2 separate regions of the Homo sapiens genome follow, and region 2 is linked to region 1. Evidence: read pairs that join two places in POLR2A ChIA-PET (ENCODE). Cell type or tissue: Caco-2. All regions are shown on one strand. Each heading gives the region's core, and the rest is flanking DNA. Links, peaks and the distances in the headings are about the cores only.

The links. ChIA-PET counts read pairs that join two places held together with the same protein. Peaks named below come from ENCODE experiments on the same cell type or tissue, not always from the same donor. Only the 100,000 strongest peaks of a DNase experiment are listed, where the experiment ranks them.
Region 2: POLR2A ChIA-PET joins it to region 1 with 10 read pairs; 5 of 35 experiments call an interaction of 5 or more read pairs at or near these places.

The regions. Positions count from the first base shown.
Region 1 is chr9:34,641,718-34,646,463 of GRCh38, forward strand. No RefSeq gene overlaps it. Among named protein-coding and RNA genes, the nearest start is that of GALT, 2.6 kb to the right of the region's middle. RefSeq lists a silencer at 3,195-3,489 and enhancers at 3,195-3,489, 4,703-4,746. In Caco-2, for the core only: no CTCF peak of the experiment used is centred there; a DNase peak (open chromatin) is centred at 3,264; H3K4me3 peaks cover 131 bases.
Region 2 is chr9:35,067,485-35,069,984 of GRCh38, forward strand. It overlaps VCP (valosin containing protein), which reads right to left. Exons shown (of 17, transcript NM_007126.5): 2 at 767-878; 3 at 407-579. Among named protein-coding and RNA genes, the nearest start is that of VCP, 3.9 kb to the right of the region's middle. In Caco-2, for the core only: no CTCF peak of the experiment used is centred there; no DNase peak of the experiment used is centred there.

The DNA of each region.
Region 1 (4,746 bases), core at 2,247-4,746:
CTGAGTCATACTCTGTCGCCCAGGCTGGAGTGCAGTGGCGCAATCTCGGCTCACTGCAACCTCCGCCTCCCGGGTTGAAGCGATTCTCCTGCCTCCGCCACCCAAGTAGCTGGAATTACAGGCACCTGCCACTATGCTCAGCTTTTTGTATTTTTAGTAGTGACAGGGTTTCACCATAATGGCCAGGCTGGTCTCAAACTCCTGACCTCAAGTGATCCCGCCCGCCTTGGTTTCCCAGTGTGCTGGGATTACAAGTGTGAGCCACTGCACCCGGCCTTTTTTTTTCTTTTTAAAATTATTATTATTATTATTATTATTATTTTGAGACGGAGTCTCTTGCACTGTCGCCGGGGCTGGAGTGCAGTGGCATGATCCTGGCTCACTGCAACCTCTGCCTCCCAGGTTCAAGCAATTCTCCTGCCTCAGCCTCCTGAGTAGCTGGGATTACAGGCGCCCGCCACCATGCCCAACTAATTTTTTGTATTTTTAGTAGAGACAGGGTTTCACCATGTTGGCCAGGCTGGTCTCGAACTCCTGACCTCGTGATTCGCCCACCTTGGCCTCCCAAATTGCTGGGATTACAGGCGTGAGCCACCGCGCCAGGCCCATGCTGTCACATTTTAATGCCTCTCTGGGCCTGATAATTAAAAGAGGCTGGCATTTCTCAGATAAAAAGTTTCTTTTCTTTCTCAAGAGTGATGGAATGGGCCAGGCACGGTGGCTCACACCTGTAATCCCAGCACTTTGGGAGGCCGAGGTAGGGGAATCACCTGAGGTTGCCAGTTCAAGATCCAGCCTGACCAACATGGAGAAACCCCATCTCTTCTAAAAATACAAAATTAGCCAGGCGTGGTGGCGCATACCTGTAATCCCAGCTACTCGGGAGGCTGAGGCAGGAGAATCGCTTGAACCTGGGAGGCGGAGGTTATGGTGAGCTGAGAGCACGCCATTGCACTCCAGTTTGGGCAATGAGAGCGAAACTCCATCTAAAAAAATTAAAAAAAGAGTGATGGAATGAAGGGTTAACACAGTGAAATATAATGGTGAGATTCAATGAGATGATGGGAAATGATCATTAGACTTCTCAGTAGGGGCATGTGGCAGAGACAATGCTATACATTCACAAATCCATTTCCTTTTGCTCTTGGACAGCTAGATTACATTCCACAGTCTACTCTGGATCATGTGATTGCATTCTGGCCAATGAAATATAGATAGAAATGATGTATGACATTTCTAGGGCTGGCTCCTAAAGTCTCCTCTGAAATTCTTTTTTTTTTTTTTCTCTTTCTCTTTTTAAGAGACAGGATTGTGCTATGTCACTCCCAGACTGGTATCAAACTCTTGGGCTCAAGTGATCTCCCACCCTGGCTTCCCAAGAGCTGGGGGACTACAGGCACATAGTACTATGCCCAGCTTGAAGTTCTTTACATTTTCTTTCTTCCCATGTCTATTACTGTAGTTATAGAGGATCTCTAGTGGAGTATTCTGAGACCCTAGGACATGGCATAGCTACTAGATGGATGGCACCTGGATCCCTAAATACTGCTTGGAACAGAGCTCCCTGTTACCCCCAGAATTGACTGTAGTGCTAAGCCATTGAGTTTTGGGAGTGTTTGTTACAGCAATTAAGATTACTTACCCTGACAAATATAGGGCAAAAGATGTGTTACAATATACCATGCAGCTAAGAGTAGAGACCAGAAAGATGGCCTCTGTTTTTAAGAAACTTGGCAGGCCGGGCACGGTGGCTCACGCCTGTAATCCCAATACTTTGGGAGGCAGAGGCAGGCGGATCACCTGAGGTCAGGAATTTGGGACCAGCCTGGCCAACGTGGTGAAACCCTGTCTCTACTACAAATACAAAAATTAGCTGGGTGTGGTGGTGCACGCCTGTAATCCCAGCTACAGGGGAGGCTGAGGCAGGAGAATCACTTGAATCAGGAGGCGGATGTTGCAGTGAGCCTAGATTGCACCACTGTACTCCAGCCTGGGCGACAGAGCGAGACTCCATCTAAAAAAAAAAAAAAAAAAAAAAAAAAAGAAACTTGGCAGAGAAATTAAGGATAAAGAAAGGATTATCTAGAGGAGAATACAGGATTGAGGGAACATGTTTTTGTATTGGTTCTGGCTTCTGTGGCATTCCCGACTCGACAATTCACTAAGAACCCTGGGCAGCAGGGATTAGCCCCCAAATTTGGTCTCTGCTCCCCATTCCAGGAACAGCTTTCTGGGATCATCTGGGCCTACACCTCCCCTATCTGGTCTTTCAGAAAGCTTTTCCAGGCCTTTCCAGGTGTGGTGACTTATGTCTGTAATCCCAGCACTTTGGGAAGGCCGAGATGGACAGATTACCTGAGGTCAGGCGTTCAAGACCAGCCTGGCCAACATGGTGAAACTCTGTCTCTAAAAAATACAAAAATTAGCTAGTCATGATGGTGGGTGCCTGTAATTCCAGCTACTCGGGAGGCTGAGGCAGGAGAATCACTTGAACCTGGGAGGCAGAGGTTGCGGTGAGCCGAGATCAAGCCACTGCACTCCAGCCTGGGCAACAGAGTGAAACTCCGTCTTAAAAAAAAAAAATTATATATATATATATATATATATATATATATATATATATATATATATATATATATATATAAATGGATAACCAGCAGCCCTCAGGGGTGCTCTGTCTATGGAGTGGCCATTTTTTTATTCCTTCACTTTCCTGATAAACTTGCTTTCACTTCACACTATGGACTCACCTTGAATTCTTTCTTGTGTGAGATCCAAGAATCCTCTCTTGGGGTCTGGATTGGGATCTCTTTACTGTAACAACACCTCTGGGATCTGGCAGGGAGGGAGCTGGTTAGGCCCATCTTAGTCATTCTCCTCTTCCTCCAAAAAATGACCTTGGGGAGTCATAGAGGAGAATTATGGAGATGTTCCTGAAGAGATGTTCCTGATGGGGGTCAGGATTTAATTAGCATGATTCAGGGGGCGGCACTGAAGCACTGGTGTTCTTGGGAAAATGGAGCTGTCTACAAGCTCTAGTCACTCAAACAAATATAAATGAGAGAATGGAAAAGCAGATCTCCTGTTCCTGTCTCACCTCTTTGGGTAATATGAACAGCCAGTGGGACAGGTAAAACCCCTGTTTCTCAGTCCTCAGCTCCCTGCCCCCTACCTCTGAAGGTAGCCTCTTCCTATTCCAGTCTGAGGACCCTAGGGCAGAGATCAAGTAAATGACCCATGACCTAGTTTTTGCAGCTCAATTGCAAAACACCTGGCTTGGCTTGGTCTTGATTGGGGGAAGGGATGTCCCTGCTATGGCTCAACTTCTAACTCACTGGGTCTCTGTCCTGCATTCCACTGAAGCCTCAGAGGCATCTCACAGCACTGGGAAAAGCCTTGGAAACTTGCATTCAAATCTCAGCTTGGCCACTAATTCTCTGGGTGACCTTGAGTCCTCTGGGCTCCAATGTGAAATGGGGAAGAGGTTTAGACAATATTTAGATGGCTCTTTAAAAGTACTGGGGGCCAGCTGTTTGGGAGGCTGAGGCAGGAGGATCACTTGAAGTCAGGAGTTCAAGACCAGCCTGGCCAACATGTGAAACCCCGTCTCTACTAAAAATACATAAATTAGCCCAGTGTGGTGGCACACAGCTCTAATTCCAGCTACTTGGAGGCTGAGGCAGGAGAATCGCTTGAACCTGGGAGGTGGAGGTTGCAGTGAGCCAAGATCACGCCACTGCACTCCAGCCTGGGTGGCAGAGTGAGACTCTCTCTCAAACAAACAAACAAACAAAAGTACCAGGGGAGGAATTAATTTGAATTTTATCCTAGTGTTAGCCAATTGGTCCCATCCAAGGAAAATTTAGAAAAGGGAAGGGGATGTGTAAAGGAAACACTAGGCCCCACCTAGATGGTGGCTGGAGCTTCTGATAGTCCTGTACTCTCCACATTTTTAGACTTTCTTGTACTTTTTTTTTTTTTTTTGTGACGGAGTCTGCTCTGTCGCCAGGCTAGAGTGCATGGGCACAATCTCGGCTCACTGCAACCTCTGCCTCCTGGGTTCAAGTGATTCTCCTGCCTCAGCCTCCCGAGTAGGTGGGACTACAGGTGCACGCCACCAAGACCAGCTAATTTTTTTTTTTTTTTTTTTTACTAGAGACGGGGTTTCACCATGTTGGCCAGGATGGTCTCAATTTCTTGACCTTGTGATCCGCCTGCCTTGGTCTCCCAAAGTGTTGGGATTACAGGCGTGAGCCACCGAGCCCGGCCATTTTTAGATTTTTTTTTATAGCCCTTTTACCCCTCCCACTTCTTGTGCTGTCTTGGTGTGTGTATGAAAAAGAGAGAGAGAGAGAGAGGAAGGAGAGCAAGAGTGAGAGAAAAAGAGAATATGGTTACTTAGCCCTTTTTCCCAAATCTGTTTTTGCTTTTGGGGATAGGATATGGTTATGGTGAAGTACTCCACACAGACCCCACCAAGTTTGCCTCTCCTGCGCTACAGCCACTGAGCAGGTGACTGAGGCGCTGTTGATCCAGGGTCATATCCTTACTCGCCCTAGAATGTAAGCTCAGGCAGGGCAGAGGCCATGCCTGACATGTGCATCCCAATGCTTTACACAGCCTAGGTGCCTAGCACATGCTAGATGCTTGGTAAATATTTGCTGAATGAAAGATCAAATGAATGATTGCAGCAAGCAAGTCCTGTAGGCATCCTGGAGCCCAAGGATTCTGCAGTAGGCAGCTTTC
Region 2 (2,500 bases), core at 1-2,500, 420 kb after region 1:
CCATACCCCCACCTCATTCCAACCCCAACACAAGCCATCAATTAGACATACTAGTGAGAGTAGTGAGGAGATTATTTGGCATATACATACACACCCTCGAGTGGTATCCTAAGCCAGGATATAAGTATGATAAATTACACCTCTAGTAGGAAAAAATAAAGCCATCAAGAAAGTTACAGGAACGCCAATTTGTCTCAAGGGACCTGCAGAAATGGATTTTGAAGTCCCAGGGAGGCAGAACCAAAACCTAAAGACAACCCTGAAGCATAAGTCTTCCCATGACCAGGAGGCTTCCTGCATCGACAGGTGCCAAGAACTTGGTCCTGCCTGTAATACATGGGTCCTGCCTGTAATGCAGGCTATCTCTGGCCTCCCATCCCTGTGAAGCCAAAAACCCCACACACACCTGATGACATCCCCTAGGCGTACACGAAGGTTATTCCGAACAACTCTATTCATCCGAATCTTCTCATCAGAACAAGTATCATCAGAAAGGACGATGCAAACAGCTTCTCGTCTCTTCTTTCCTTTCAGCAACACTGTGTCACCTCGGAACAACTGCAATTCATCCATCTTGGGCTGAGGAAAGAAAGTTAAGGCCTTTGGGTCATTGGGCTGACGGGGAGTAAGCAGCAGCCCTGGAGATTGGGATTCCCAGTAAACCCCACTCTATCTGCAGTCACTGCAAGAAAAATGAGAAAAGAAACCTGGGAAAATCCCTCAAGTAAGTGCAGTAAGGAAAGACTAGTCTGTGGCCACAGCTTACCTGGGACAAGGACACCACACTGTTGTCCTCATTGATGGCTTCATCAACAATTAACCGATTGGGACGGTTCTTCTGTTTGAGAATGGCTGTTGATAGGTCATCACCTTTTGAACTAGAAGGAGGAAATGGAGTCAGTAGATACTCCTGCCCCAAGCGCCTCGCCAGTCTCTAAAACTCATACTTAGGAAAGAAACAGTGAATAGATGAAGCTGTCCCTAGACCAGAAAGCTCAGATGAAGGAAAGGCAGCCAAGGTCACGAGGAGCAGTATCTACCATACATATTACAATACCCATTCCAGCAGCTCCTGGTATTTTGAGCGTCAGTGTCCCAGCTATAAGGCCCCAAGTGAGTGATCCTGCCCCAGGGTCAGAAAATAATGGCCTAAGAAGAAGACATAATAGAAATGGAGGCTGAATAGTTGTTAGAGAAATAAAAATAGTCTTAGACTTACAGAAGAGTGGTTAAGAGCAGGAACTCTATAGTCAGACCCATTGGGTCTGAATTCCAATTATGCCACTGCTTAATTGTGATCTTGGGCAAGTTACCTAACCTCTGAACTTTGATGTCCTCCTCTATAAAAGAAGGAATATAATACTTATCTCAGAGGCTTATTGTCTTAAGGGAGATAATGAATGTAAAATGCTTAACATAATACCTGGCACATGGTATTAATGGTCACCATGATTAACAGTATAGAGTAAAGCATAAGCTAACTTTCCAGGGAATTAAGTAAGCCAGACAACCTCCCTTGAGGCTCAGGGAGGCCTTAAGTTCTACCAAGCAAGCCTGGGGACAACGAAGCAGAATCATTGGTGCTACCCTCCTTATAGGCTAAACCTACTGATGCCAGGGCATTCCATAGTACCAAAGGAATGCCAAGCATAAAGACCATCATATTTGGAAAAAACACTAACAGACATCAAACCGCCAGAAAGAGGCTCAAGGTCAAAAGGAACTTCACAGTAATATCTGCAAAAGTACACAATTCCATAAAGTTGGCTCAAAAAATCAAAACCAAGAAATGCTGAGACATGGGGCAAATCCAAATCCCTCTCACCCAAATCAAAGTCGACTGGGTCTACACTCAGTGTTATTTCCTAGAAGCTAGGATCATTCACCAGACAGTGACACCAACTTATTACCTAGCCCGTTTCCAGCTGTCACTTACTAGACTCAGCAAGCTCCCTCTCCCTTTTTTTTTTTTTTTTTTTTTTTTTGAGATGGAGTTTCGCTTTTGTTGTCCAGGCTGGAATGCAATGCTGCGATCTCAGCTAACTGCAACCTCCACCTCCCGGGTTCAAGTGATTCTCCTGCCTCAGCCTCCCGAGTAGCTGGGATTACAGGCATGCGCCACCACACCTGGCTAATTTTGCATTTTTACTAGAGATGGGGTTTCACCATGGTGGTCAGGCTGGTCTCGAACTCCTGACCTCAGGTGATCTGCCCACCTCGGCCTCCCAAAGTACTGGGATTACAGGCGTGAGCCACAGCACCCAGCGCTCTCTCTTTTTTAAGAGCGGCCTCGTGTTAGTAAGGCTCAGGAAAACATAAGCATTAACCAAAGTAGGAAGGCCAGACAATGAAGGAAGCAAAGAAAATAAATTTTTAAAACGAATTTCTTCATTCAACAAATTCATGAGTCTCTATTATGTACCAGGCATTGTTCTAAGGGCTGGGGATACTGAAGTCAACAAAACAAGACAAAATAGTATTCCCATTGGAAATATCCTCA